3 separate regions of the Homo sapiens genome follow, and regions 1 and 2 are each linked to region 3. Evidence: chromatin contacts called from ENCODE Hi-C or POLR2A ChIA-PET data. All regions are on one chromosome and are shown on one strand. The core of a region is the stretch at or near the end of the contact, and the rest is flanking DNA. Distances in the headings are between cores, read along the strand shown.

Region 1 (4,745 bases), core at 574-3,073, 230 kb before region 3:
GCGGAGGTTGCAGCGAGCCGAGATCACACCATTGCACTCCAGCCTGGGCAACAAGAGCGAAACTCTGTCTCAAAAAAAAAAAATTCTTTTTGCAGTGACAGGGTCTGCCTGTGTTGCCCAGGCTGGTCTCAAACTCCCTGCTTTAAGCGATCTTCCCACCTTGGCCTCCCAAAGTGTGGGATTACAGGTGTGAGCCACCGTGCCTAGCTGTGTTTTGTTGTCTGGCGCTGCTTTAGATGACCCCTGCTGCTGTCAGATTGCCCGTCTGGGAGCTGGGGTCATACTTGTGGGGTCATAACAGGGCCTTGGGCAGCAGACTCCTCACCGTGGCCAGGCAAGGGATTCCCACCCTGGGTTGGGCAGCCCTCTCCACAGGATGGCAAGGGGCTGGAGGCTCAGCGGACGGGCCCTGTTTTAGGGATTGAGGACATGGCAGGTAGATAGGCAATAAAAGCACCGAACCAGCCTTAGGTTCTATAGCAAGGAGGTCCAGCACCGCTCGTGGACCCAAACTGTCCTCCAGGAAAGGCGGGAGGCAGCTTAGGTGACCTCTGCACGTGTTTTCAAAGCTGTGGTTTTGGTTGGGAGTTTCATGCTGGCTCAGCCACACAAACAATGACATGGAACAGGGAGGCGCTCCCATGTCAGAAGATGGGTCCTCTCCACCCCAGCTCCTCCACACTCCCCACCCCCCACAGCCCAGCCAGGTCCAAAACCCTACATGCTGCCTCATAGGAAATGGGGTCCCCTGAGGAGAAGGACAAAAGCAGACAATTCCTGAGGACAAGAGGAAGAGGAGGACGGAGTCTCCCTTGTTTGTGCTGATTCCCAGTGAGCATCCTCTCTGGAGCCCACTGGGGTTTGGGACTTGCAGGGTGTGTCACTAAATGGCAAGGAACAAGGTAGAGACGGCTGGCACTCACTGTCTCTGTTGTGGACACTGGCCTCACCCACAGCTCCATGCACACGCCTAGATGCAGAAATTTTCTGTATTGGTTGTTTATCCATCACCAACTTCTAAAGCAGCAGATGGGAAAATGGAATGAACAAAGTCAACTTTAGAACAAGCTTTGTGTTAAATTGAGTACACATAATTCGATTATTTTAAAAACAAAGCCCAAGCAGTGTTTTTCTGTTTTTTTGCATGCAGTGTTTTCCGGTGTAAAGAGAATTCACTGCCGGAGAAGCCCCAGCTTAGCTTCCTTCTGCCCCTGGGCAGCCCCGTTGGTTTCAGCAGATGGTCCTGATGTCTGAGGACCTGCCACAGTTTGCGCCAGTCCTTCCTTTTGCTACTTTTGTTGCCCAAGACGAGGTGTGATTTAGTGGTTAAATGCCAGAATGCTGGGCTGGCTGGATTTGAACCTTACCTCCTTTGAGATTCAATTAGGATGTGACCTCCGACAGCTTAATTTCCCTGAGCCTCTGTGTTTTCATCTGTAAAATGGGTACGATAATAGGGTTGTTGAGATTTGGCAGGTGATAAATGCTGACCAAGTGTTTGCTGTTGCAGTAGTTGTTATGGCAGTTGTCGTCACTGTCCCCAATGTCATCACTATCATTCTCGTCATCTCAGGACACTGAGGAAAGGCTGAGCTAGTAATGAATAGGGTTGGACTGGTGCTGCCTCTTTAGTGCCTAAGAAACGCTACCCTGGCCCTGTCTCCAGGCCTTGATCTCAAGGTGGGATTCATCCATCATCCACCACGGCCCAGGAGCCAGCTGTCCTCACTTCTGGGGTGACTTGTGAGTAGATAACAAAGGGGGTGCCCTCACCCTGCAGCGGAGTCCCCATGGGCCTTGGGGCCCAGAGGGAGATGGTATCTGTTTCCCATGGGCTTCCTGTCACAGGCAGATGACATCTGCTCTCTGCTCAGGGTAGATTTGGGGGCCTCTGCCACTGGCTGACTGGAACTCTCTTACCTCATTCTAGACTCTTCCAGGCAGCTTTCTGTTTGTTCTCTAACAGAAACATAGAAACAAACCAGCATCTTTTCTAAACAAAGAGGGACTTTTCACAGGAAGTTTGATGACCTGACGCGTTCCCCCTGCTTGTTGAAGCACGAGCCTCTTCTCTGACAGTTAGGGTGACTTGCTGGAGAACAAACAATAGACAATAGTTGTGGCCTACTTCCCGTGAGAAGCAAGAATGGTACAGGTGGATGTTGGGAGCCCCCAAACCCATGGAAGGGGTTTCCTGAGGACGTCCTATAGTCCCTGAACATGCAGCCGAGGGTTCCTGGGGTAGCAGCACCCGTGTGGTTAGCCCTGTAATGGGCTCACATTATGAGGCTTCCGTGGGTAGGCCCTGTTCAGAGAGCTTTGCGTGCTCTCATCCTGGGGAGTCAGGGTTAGGTTTAGGGTCAAGACTGATATAATGGCCAGGCACAGTGGTTCACGCCTGTAATCTTAGCACTTTGGGAGGCCAAAGCGGGTGGATCACCTGAGGTCAGGAGTTTGAGACCAGCCTGGCCAACATGGTAAAACCCTGTCTCTACTAAAAATACAAAAAAATTAGCCGGGCATGGTGGTGTGCTCCTGTAATCCCAGCTACTTGGGAGGCTGAGGCAGGAGAATTGCTTGAACCCAGAAGGCGGAGGTTGCAGTGAGCTGAGATCGCACCACTGCACTCCAGCCTGCAAGATGGAGTGAGACTCCATCTTAAAAAAAAAAAAAAAAAAAAAAAGTTGCTGAGTTGGCTCTCCAAGCCTCTTTCTCAGAGCCACCTTGGAGGGGGCCAGCCAGCTCCAAAGCCTGGGGTGTTGGCCTTTGGGAGGGAGGGGGCCTTGTGCCAGTCCCCCACACTTTGTCTGCTCCTCCAGCCTCCTTGGAGTACCTTGAATGTACCTTCCTATTGCTGTTCCCTCTGCCCAGAGTCCCGTGCTCTCCTCTCCACATTCCTTCACTGCTCATTGGCATTCAGGGTTGGGCATAAATATTACCTTCTTGGGGGCCTGTTATTTGCATCCTAACTAGCAGGGCTCCTTTGCAGCCCACTGCCAGCCCTGCCATTCTTCATCACAGTCCTCTGTTCATCTCTTTGCCACTTGTCACCAAAATGTGTAATTGTACCTTCATTGATGTCCAGTCAGCCTTCTGTATCTGCAACTTTCACATCTGTGGATACAACTGACCGCAGATTGAAAATACTCAGAAATAAAAGGATGCTTGGGTCTGTACTGAACATGTACAAACATTTTCCTTGTCATTATTCCCTAAACAATACGTTATAGCAACTGTATACACATAGCACTTACATTGTATTAGGTATTAGAAGTAATCTAGAGATGATGTAAAGTGTATAGGAGGATATGCATGGGCTTTATACAAATACTACACCATTTTATATCAGGGACTTGAGCATCCATGGACTTTGCCATCTGAGGGGGGCACCAGAACCAATCCCCTAAGAAACCAGGGGACAATTGTTCACCTCCATGACAGGCCCATAAGCTGCTCTGTGCAGGTGCAGGTCTGTCATGCGGCCCACAGCCCTCTCTGCAGAAGACCCTCAAATGCTGGGGGAATGCACAAATTAGCTGGGGGGCAGTCTCTAGGAGATTTTCAGCAGTTTCTCCTGAGAGGTGTGAAGCTGAGAGTTAAGTAGGGTTTTGTAGGTGTAACAATAGGCATTTTCCTTCCAGCAGCTCAAACTGCAGTGTGCTTGGCACGTTAGTGCAAAGGAAAAAAACTCACTTCATTCTTAAGAAAGCTCTGGAAATTTCATCTGTGTTTGAGTGAGTTGGCATGCTGGGCCCCTGGCGGAACACAAATGTGGAATTTGAACTCTACCCTACCTCAGAGAGCAAGGCTGAAGCGATAGGATGAAATGCATTTAAATGTCATGAGTGTTATTATTAGTCGTAATCTTATCTTTGTTAATAATAATAACAGGACCCGCCTAGAAGTGACTGAATAGCAGACCGGGCTTTCGTAAGTAAGCTCACACTGTCAGATAGCACCAGGACCTGGGGTGGCGCCGGCGCCGTTAGGGAGGGAGTGTTCACCGGAAACCTGCCCGGGCCACACGTGTACAGCCACATCCTCCACGCCCTTTGGGCGCTGGTCATTCAGAGAGGCCCTCTCAGACACGCCTGGCCTCTTTAGAGGCTCTCTCATCCCCTCGAGCTGCCAACACAATCAAGGGTCTGCAGGTTTGGGAACTCCAAGGCAGTTTCTCTTTACCAAGTTCTCTGCATAGCCTTTTGCCTTCTATTGTTTGCTGTCCCAGAGACTGGCTGAAACAATGTGTTTCCTACAGATTTTGTTTGCCTGCATTGACTTCTTTGTTTAGCTCTAGTAAACAGACATTTAGCATATACAGATCTGCACACTTGACAAAGAGGAATTTGGAGCCCTGGACGGGGTGGCTGCACTGAGTCACCAGCTCCTTGAACCTGAAGACCTTGGATGGTCCGGAGCTCGTAAATGACTCACCCCATCAGTGCTGGGCTGGTGTGTGCGGGGTTTTGTCGCCACCTTTGGCAATGGAAGAGGGGAACGTGGGGCCTTTGACTCGTCAGGGAAAAACAGGTGTGTGAGCACTAGGTTGGTGACGAGGTTTAGCAGCAGGTGGACTCTGGAGCGTGACTCTGGAGTTGCCAGTCCCAGCTCCAGCACTTTGATTAGCTGTGTGACGTTGGGGAAGTTGCTTGCCTAATATGTGTGTGTTTCCTCATCTGTGAAGACAGCACTAACCTCGTAGGTACTCGGGAGGCTGAAGGAGTTCATCTGTGGAAATCATTTGG
Region 2 (4,282 bases), core at 1,336-3,835, 200 kb after region 3:
CGCGATGGCTCACGCCTGTAATCCCAGCACTTTGGGAGGCTGAGGCGGGTGGATCACGAGGTCAGGAGTTTGAGACCAGCCTGGTCAACATGGTGAAACCCCGTCTCTACTAAAAATACAAAAAATTAGCCAGGTGTGGTGGCACATGCCTGTAATCCCAGCTACTCAGGAGGCTAAGGCAGAAGAATCACTTGAACCTGGGAGGTGGAGGTTGCAGTGAGCCAAGATCGAGCCACTGCACTCCAGCCTGGGCGACAGAGCTAGACTTCATCTCAAAAAAAAAAAAAAAAAGAAAAGAAAAGGAAAAAAAAAAGAGAGCTGATGTCTATCTCTTTGAGCTGTCAGATTGTTAAAACTAGCACATAGCAGTTATTGAGTGAACAAATGCTTTTGTAGGAGAAGGTAGAGAAAGAATATTGTGGGGTAAAAGGAGGTAATTGGGGTCAGGAATGAATCATTCAATTTCGTTGGATTGCTTCCAGACTCAGAAAGAATGCTTACATTTCATGATTTCATCCAACCTCCAAACAACGCCCGGGACAGATCAGGGGAATAATGCTTAGCTCTCAGCCACCTGACTTCCATGACAATGGGTCCCTGTTGTGGGGTGTTGTATGAGTGGCTTATTCTGATTCTGTTGGTCGGTCAGAAATTTGCTGAGGTGCAGAGGCAGCACTGCACAAACGGAAAACGGTAGCTCCTGAACAAACCGCTGCTTGGTGCAAAAGAAAGGAAGGAAGCTTCTGTCCCTGGCCTTTCTCATCCCATCCTCTACTCCTTTCACCTGTCCTAGTTGTGTTGCTCTTGGGGTCAGAAGTAGGGTGCATATGCCTGTATCTGTAGTTTACCCTTTACCCTCTTAGGGTCCGTGAGACTTTGGCAAGTTCCTTCTGTGCTCTGCCCTTCATTTTCCATGTCCCTAAATGGGAATGGTCATGTGTATTAAACAGACTGATGGTGTCTACCACAGTCTTAAGCAGAATGGAAGCTCAAATATGTTAATTATTTTTACTATATGTTTTCTGTCTGTGAACATCCCTCTCCTTTCCTTCTAAAGGATACATGAACTGTTTAGAACAAAACACTCCATTTCAGGACAAGTTTCCTCTGGAAAAAAACAAAAAACAAAACAACAACAAAAAACACAGTTACCAGCTTCAAGGATGGGGATGTGAAAATGTTGTAATGGAAAAGCTGCATATAGAGAGAGAGTCTGTGAGACGGTAAGTTTTAAGTCATAGATAATCATGAGTCTTAGAGGTGGGAAGAACATCTAGAGAGAGCTTATTCAGAAAGACATTCTGGGCTATTTCAACAGTAAAGATGATGCTATCTCCATTTTTGGGGGGAGAGTCATGGCCTTTGGTAGTTTTGAGTGTATTTACCACTAGGTAGTAATATCTTGTTTTCAAACTGATTATTGCTGACTGAATCATGTCCCCTTAAAGATATGCTCAAGTCCTAATCCCCGGTACCTATGAATGTGAGTTTATTTGGACATACATCCTTTGTAGATCTAAAAAAGTTAAGATGAGGTTTTACTGGAACACTAGTTCAATGACTGGTACCTTTATAAGAAGAGAAAAATTTGAACACTGATACAGACACACAGGGAGAGTGCCGTGTGACAAATGAGACAGAAATTGGAGTGATATATCTACAAGCCAAGGAACACCAAGAATTGCAGGCAGCCTGCGGAAGCTGGAAAAGGCAAGGAAGGATTCTCCCTTGGCGCCTTCAGAGGGAGCCTGGCCCAGCCAACACCTTGATTTTGGATTTCTAGCCTCCAGAATTGTGAGAAAATACACTTCTGTTGTTTACTGCCACCCACTTTATGGTCATTTGTTACAGCAGCCCTAGAAAACCAATACACTGACCAAATGACCACATCTCTTTGTCCCCTCTCTTATTTTATTTATTAATTCACTTATGTTTTATAGAGATGGGGTCTCACTATGTTGCCAAAGCTGGTCTCAAACTCCTGGGCTCAAGAAATCCTCCCACCTTAGCCTCCCAAAGTGCTGGAATTACAGGCATGAGCCACTGTGCCCAGCCCCCTCTCTTATTGTAATCAGTAGATTAATCCTGGTTCTCAATAGCCTTGAGGTTTCTGATGGAAATTTTAATATAATTATTAACATATTCTTTGTTTTTGAGACGGAGTCTTGCACTGCTGCCCAGGCTGGAGTGCAGCGGCACGATCTCGGCTCACTGCAAGGTCTGCCTGTTGGGTTCACGCCATTCTCCTGCCTCAGCCTCCCCAGTAGCTGGGACTACAGGTGCCCGCCACCATGCCTGGCTGATTTTTTATATTTTTAGTAGAGACGGTGTTTCACTGTGTTAGCCAGGATGGTCTCTATCTCCTGACCTCGTGATCCACCTGCCCTGGCCTCCCAAAGTGCTGGGATTACAGACGTGAGCCACCACGCCCTGCCAACATATTCTATTTTTACATTAAAATAATATATATTTGGATTGGGGAAACCTTCTGATGACTGAGTTGGTAAGCTCCTAGGAAAGACAGAAACTCACTCTGTAGGCCCCATCCTGCACAGCTAGTAGATGCTGCAGGGAGAACTGGGCATCCCCCAATGATGTGATGCTTCAGTTTCAACATCTGTAAACGCTGCTGATATTTCCTTCCTGCTACTTCAGAATAAAAATACGTCTTTAAAGTATTTTGAGCTCTATGGAGCCTGCTGTAGAAATTTAGAGGTAGCATGATAATCATCCTTCATCTTCGTTTTTTTTTTTTTTTTGAGTCTTGCTCTGTCGCCCAGGAGGCTGCTTTTTTTTTTTTTTTTTTTTTTTGACTGACCTTCCCTTCTTCTGAACTTGTTATTCACATCTTGTCCTCAAGACATTTTCTCCTTGGTACCGAGCAATAATTTTTGTTCTGATGTCATTGGTGATTCCGCACCTATGGAAAGCTGTTATTTTCCATTCTATCAGGAACTCAGGTATTTATTTCAATCTGTTCGTAGCAGAGAAGAATATTTCTGTTGAATGTATTCCTGTTCTTGTCAGGTTGTAAAGATGAGTAGAATGGGATGCCTCCCTAGCGCTGTGAGTTGTTGTTGTTGTTTGTAATATGTGAAATTGATGTAAACCCTCCTGACTTCAAGTTTTCGAAACCTCCCACTACTGCAATGAGTCAGATAGAACCAGGAACTGACACTAAGCTGATGACCCGAAAAGGGATCCATTGCTGAATTACACCATCATTAGTGAGAAGCTCCTGATCTCCTACTTTCTAACTCCAAGAAAGGTTCTATTTGTCGGTTGAAAGAGAAACTCAGCCACAGGTGGTGGGGTACGTCTATAATTCCAGCACTTTCGGAGGCTGAGGCAGAAGGATCACTTGAGGCCCGGAGTTCAAGAGCAGCCTGGGCAACAGAGTGAGACCCTGTCTTTACAAAAATAGATAGGGATATTTTTGTATGCTTCCTTTCTGGCTCCAGTATAACCTTCTTCTAGAGCTTCTTTGTCCTCAAACCTTAAGGAAAATATGAATAGCTATTCGGTTTTGTTTTTCAGTGTGTACAACCTTTGGGCTCTTATTCTGTCTGCAAAATTTAGACGTTTTTGTTGCTCATTGCTCACCTTCTTAATTTTTTTTTGTTTTTGTTTTTGTTTTGTGAGATGGAGTCTTGCTCTGTCGCCCAGGCTGGAGTGCAATGGCGCAATCTTGGCTCACTGCAACCTCTGCCTCCTGGGCTCAAGTGATTCTCCTGCCTCGGCCTCTCAAGCAGCTGGGATTACAAGGTGCCTCCCACTCAGCTAATTTTTGTGTTTTTGGTAGAGATAGGGTTTCACCATGTTGGCCAGGCTGGTCTCGAACTCCTGTGATCCACCCACCTTGGCCTCCCAAAGTGCTGGGACTACAGGCGTGAGCCACTGCACCCAGCCACCTTCTTAATATTTTTAAGAGGAAGATACTTTCCCACATTAGGTGTTGATTATGATTGACATTTTTATGATTTAAAAAAACCCTGTTTATTCTTAGTGGGCTTACTCATTCAGAGAGTCTGAGTATTATTTTTAGCACACAGCAAACCTGTTATTTTAGATTAGACTAATAATGAAACTAAGTCAGTTTCTTGACTTTTTTTTTCCACTTTCTCAGTTAAAAAATATTTTCAAGATGTCTCTGAAAGGATCTTATTGATTGATTGACTGAGACTGGGTCTTGCTCTGTCGCCCTGGCTGGAGCTCAGTGGCACGATCATAGCTTACTGTAGCCTTGATCTCAAGCGACCCTCCAGCCTCAACTTCCTGAGTA
Region 3 (4,524 bases), core at 933-3,432:
GTGTTTTAAAAACAAGTCAGACTTTAAGAAGCGGCTGTAGCTGTCGTACTTCATGAGATTAAAGATCTAAGGAGGAAAAGAAAAAAGAGTCTGAAGGCTGAGGCTAATCCAGGCCATAAATCATCCCATCAGATATGTATTAATACCTACCATGTGCCAAAGAATACTAACATGTGCAAAGAACACACTAAGAAAGCTCAAATAAGTCATCTGCTAGACAAGGCAGATTTCCTGGAGATTTTTGGTCATTATGCAATAATCTCAATGGAATATATAGACAGTCACATGAACAAATATGCCTTTATTTTCCACGGAAATATAGATTCACACAGCACTGATTCAGACCCTTGTACCAAGAAGTCCTTCAAGACTCTCCACTTTATTTGCCTAGATAAGACAAGGATGTATTTCTCCAAGAGCTTGAGACAGCCGAATAGAAACCATTTCTGTAGAGACAGTGGTGTTAAAAAGATCACTGACATATCATATGATGCCAGCATTGTTAAGACTCCCAGTAAGTCTGGCATCCGAGATCTCAAACAAACCTATTATTGTACCAGGAGTCAAAATGAGGCGTGCTCACTGCAGGGCAGGGCAGCAAAACTATAATCTTAGCAAGGGAACAGGTCCCAAATAAAGAATAGAGCAGCCAGCTGCAGAATGCCAACATCTGTGCCATCAGACAGGCTGGGGAGCACATCCCTAGAATGAAACAACTCTAAGGTATGTCAGGTGAGCGAAGAGGACACCCGACAGAGCTGAAGTGCCCCAGATTAGACGGCTGCCCCCGCCGGCATGGCAGGTGCTCAGAGGGCTGTCCCCAGGCACAGTAGCTTCCTCTGGCCGCCACTGAACCTCTTTTCTGGGCCACAGTCCTTGTGACCAGCATTCATTCTCCCCCACTGCTACCCAATCCTGTGCCATCTGCCCTCCTCCCTTGCCCCAGGAAAGGGGCAGAGAAAGAGAAGCACAAAGCCTTTTCCAGCTGTCAAGGGCTATGATCTCTTTCCCACCCCTCATTTCTCTCTCTCTCAGACCTTTCCACTTAACTCGCAGTACACTCTGCAACTAAAAATCCACATGGTTCACCCTGGTACACGGAACAACCAAGTGGAAAGTTCCAGAGATGTCTAGAATGTCACTGACTGCCAGGCGGGGTTGTCAAGTGGATGGTAAAACCCTGACATCTTTTAAGGCTGCCCTCTCCCAACACACATACACTATTTTGTAAATTAAACATCTGAGGGTGCTGGGGGCGGTGGCTCACACCTGTAATCCCAGCACTTTGGGAGGTGGAGGCAGGTGGATCACTTGAGGTCAGGAGTTCAAGACCAGCCTGGCCAATATGGTGAAACCCCGTCTCTACTAAAAATACAAAAATTAGCCGAGCGTGGTGGCACACACCTGTAGTCCCAGCTATTCAGGAGGCTGAGGCCAAAGAATCACTTGAACCCAGGAGGCAAAGGCTGCAGTGAGCTGAGATCACACCACTGCACTCCAGCCTGGGCAACAGAGTGAGACTCTGTCTCAAAAAAAAAGAAATAAAATAAAAATTAAAAATAAAACAAACATCTGAGGGACTCAAAGGACTCAGAACATCTGCTTGGAGGATGGGAGGTGCTTCAGGAGGGAACTGGAACCCTCAAATTTTACACCTTCATCTTCCCAAGATGGCTTCAACCACAGCAGAACTGCCTGAGTCACTGTGCTATAAACAGAGTCCACAACCCAGAGAAAGACCTGGGACTTTAGGTTTTCTTTAAACTGTTAAACTAGCGCCTGCCCATCCCCTGGTGCCCTTCTAGTCTTGCCCGAGTCCTCCAGCTGCTCAGCAAGACCCTGCCTCCTTAAGCCCCTGTCCTGTGCCACACTAGAGCAGTCATCTATCTTGTAGCCATCCTGTAATTCCAGGTGTGATTGTAATTTGCTGAGGTTTACAGAAAAAAAAAACAAACTTTTTTTTAATCCCAGAAAATACAAAAATCATAGCCAGGGCTGAGGTGGGGGATGAGAAACGCCATTACTCCTTCATGGCCTCCCACCGACGTGCTAAGCAAGCGTCACCATCTGCCTTATTCAGCCCTTCCAGGCACAAGAGTCCCCAAGGGGAAACTTTCAGAGGCTCACCTAGTTCAAAGTCTGCAATGAACGCTCAAATGTGACTAATGAAACCAGTTGCACGAAGGTCCCACCTGGCACCCAGCCTCAGTCCTGTACCCACTCCCACCCCAGGTCCACGCAGATGGGACCCACCACTCTAAGCAGGATGCGGTGCGACCCAAGCGTCTCGTGTGAAGTCTGCATGTGGGAGAGGAACATCCTGTTTGCCTGTAGTGGCTCTGAGGCTCAGACTTCAAAGTAGAGAAGAAAAAAGGCCGGTGCTGGGGGCACCCAGGGCAGAGGAGGAGGGGGAGGGAAGGAGGCTGCTTCGGCTGGGAGGAAGCTCAGGGGCTGCACCGGGCTGGCAGGACTCGACCCCGAGATCCCGAGATCCCAAGGCTGCCAGCAAGCCTGAGGGGAGGGGGCTGCGAACTATTTATTAAGAGCATAAGGGCCACTCCCTACTGGGGCAGGTGTGAAATGCCCCACGAGTGCAGAAGTCCCTCAGGCAGAGGTTTCCTCCTCTGAGAGCCCTTGCCCATCTCCCGTGCTGCTGCAGTGACTGGGAGGCAGCTGTGGCTGTTGGACCCAGACAGGCTGGAGAAAGGAGAGGATGTCGCCCCCAAAGCCCTCGTGCGCCTGGGCTGTGGGAAGCCTGATTGCTTTACATGGGGTGCACGGGCAGACTTCTGACTGCCACCGGCCAACGACCCCCTGGGCCTGGCTCAGGAGCACACAGCAACAGGGTGCTCCTGGGACGGGGCTCAGCAAAGGTGACTTAGAGGATGGAGAATGCAACTAAGGCCGGGTGCGGTGGCTCATGCCTGAAACTCCAGCACTTTGGGAGGCTGAGGCGGGCGGATAGCAAAATCCTGTCTCTACTAAAAATATAAAAATTAGCAGGGCTTGGTGGCACCCACCTGTAGTCCCAGCTACTAAGGAGGCTGAGGTGGGAGGATCACCTAAGCCCGCGGAGGTTGAGGCTGCAGTGAGCTAAGATCACGCCACTGCACTCCATCCTGGGTGATAGAGCCAGACCCTGTCTCAAAAAAAAAAAAAAAAGAGAATGCACCTAAAACTTTCTTCCAAGAAAGTGGCCAGAGATCGTGTGCCCAGCTACTGGCCAGAGCCTCATCTATCACAGGGAAAAGAGCTGTGACTGGGGCCCAGTAAGTGTTTACCAGTGGCTGAAGAGAAATCGTGCGCTGTGCAGCAGCAGAGGCTGGGGAAATGAACCCGGCTAGTACCAACGCGGCTGCAGTGCCCTCCAGCCCTGCGCTGGGCAGCGTGTGGGCATTCTTTCATTCAGTTCTCCCTCCAGCGCTCTGAAGACCCCCATTTGACAGAGGAAGAAACGAGGGGCTTAGGGGTTCCTCACAGTTCTGGAGGCTAGAAGTCCAAGTCAAGGTGCCATCAGGGTTGGTTTCTCCTGAGGCCGCTGTCCTCGGCTCGTAGACCACACCTTCTCCCTGCGTCTTCACAGGGTCTCCCCGGTGCACGTGTGTCCTTACCTCCTCTTCTCACAAGGACACTAGTCAGATTGGGTTAGAGCTCACCTCAATGTCCTTGTTTAATGTTAATTACCCCTTTAAAGCCCTATCTCCAAATAAAGTCACATTCTGGGGATTAGGACTTCAACATATGGATTAGGGAGGGGAGCACAGTTCAGCCCATAACAGTGAGCAAAAGAGAAGGGCGGAAGGCCAGCCCTGGCAGGCTCTGCAGCCCCCACTCCCAACCATGAGGCCATCTGCCACTCGCATGGCAGGACAATAAAAACGAGGGCTGCAAAGAGAGTAACATGGAAAACTGCCCGTGAATGTTAAATGACTGATACTAAATTTTAAAAACACACCCTATCTAAAAACAATGATCCCAAATACGTTCTTTTTTGTTGTTGTTGTTTGCTTTTTTGAGATGGAGTCCCACTCTGTCACCCAGGCTGGAGTGCAGTGGCACGATCTTGGCTCACTGCAAACTCCGCCTCCTGGGTTCAAGCGATTCTCCTGCTTCTGCCTCCTGAGTAGCTGTGATTACAGGTGTGCGCCACCACACCCAGCTAAGTAGAGACGGGGTTTCACCACATTGACCAGGCTGGTCTCAAACTCCTGACCTCAGGTGATCCACCCTCCTAGGCCTCCCAAAGTGCCGGGATTACAGGCATGAGCCACCACGCCCGGCTCCAAATACATTCTTTAAGAGTGTATCCATGTGTCTAAGTGAGAAACAATATGTCCCCAAAGGTCAGTAGTGGGGTGAATGGTGTTCCCCCAAACTTACATTCACCTCGAATCTCAGAATGGACCTCATTTGAAAAGAGGGTTGCATAAGGGTCTCAAAATAAAATCATACTGCATTTAGGGTAGGCCCTAAATCCAGGGACTGGGTGTCCTTATCAGAAGAGGAGGGGACACACTGAGGGAA

What was found. Hi-C counts contacts between places; a loop is a spot of excess contacts on that map. ChIA-PET counts read pairs that join two places held with the same protein, here RNA polymerase II (POLR2A). Pooled maps may share reads with other maps.
Region 1: a map of CD8-positive, alpha-beta T cell shows a loop between it and region 3 (2.9-fold over the local background). The contact joins two enhancer-like sites. A Hi-C loop is called at or near these places in 1 of 168 maps with a recorded cell type or tissue (CD8-positive, alpha-beta T cell), 2 of 37 single-sample maps with no recorded cell type and 8 of 50 pooled maps. POLR2A ChIA-PET finds 5 or more read pairs at or near these places in 4 of 52 experiments (H1, PC-9, T-cell and 1 more).
Region 2: a loop to region 3 is called in a pooled map, with 5 times the contacts of the local background. The contact joins two enhancer-like sites. A Hi-C loop is called at or near these places in 17 of 37 single-sample maps with no recorded cell type and 11 of 50 pooled maps. POLR2A ChIA-PET finds 5 or more read pairs at or near these places in 1 of 52 experiments (GM10248).

Annotation. Positions count from the first base shown.
Region 1 is chr10:119,267,173-119,271,917 of GRCh38, forward strand. All of the region lies in intron 1 of GRK5 (G protein-coupled receptor kinase 5), which reads left to right. Among named protein-coding and RNA genes, the nearest start is that of GRK5-IT1, 61 kb to the left of the region's middle. RefSeq lists enhancers at 1,548-1,777, 1,908-2,157. Within about 2 kb of position 1,824, at least 12 of the 41 ENCODE cell types and tissues checked have a DNase peak (open chromatin) inside an H3K27ac peak, as active enhancers do; they include CD8-positive, alpha-beta T cell, where a contact is called at or near this core.
Region 2 is chr10:119,701,511-119,705,792 of GRCh38, forward strand. No RefSeq gene overlaps it. Among named protein-coding and RNA genes, the nearest start is that of INPP5F, 22 kb to the right of the region's middle. RefSeq lists enhancers at 2,428-2,477, 2,488-2,537, 3,168-3,447. Within about 2 kb of position 2,586, at least 6 of the 41 ENCODE cell types and tissues checked have a DNase peak (open chromatin) inside an H3K27ac peak, as active enhancers do.
Region 3 is chr10:119,500,194-119,504,717 of GRCh38, forward strand. RGS10 (regulator of G protein signaling 10) reads right to left here. Exons shown (of 5, transcript NM_001005339.2): 5 at 1-66. Among named protein-coding and RNA genes, the nearest start is that of RGS10, 40 kb to the right of the region's middle. Within about 2 kb of position 2,183, at least 8 of the 41 ENCODE cell types and tissues checked have a DNase peak (open chromatin) inside an H3K27ac peak, as active enhancers do; they include CD8-positive, alpha-beta T cell, where a contact is called at or near this core.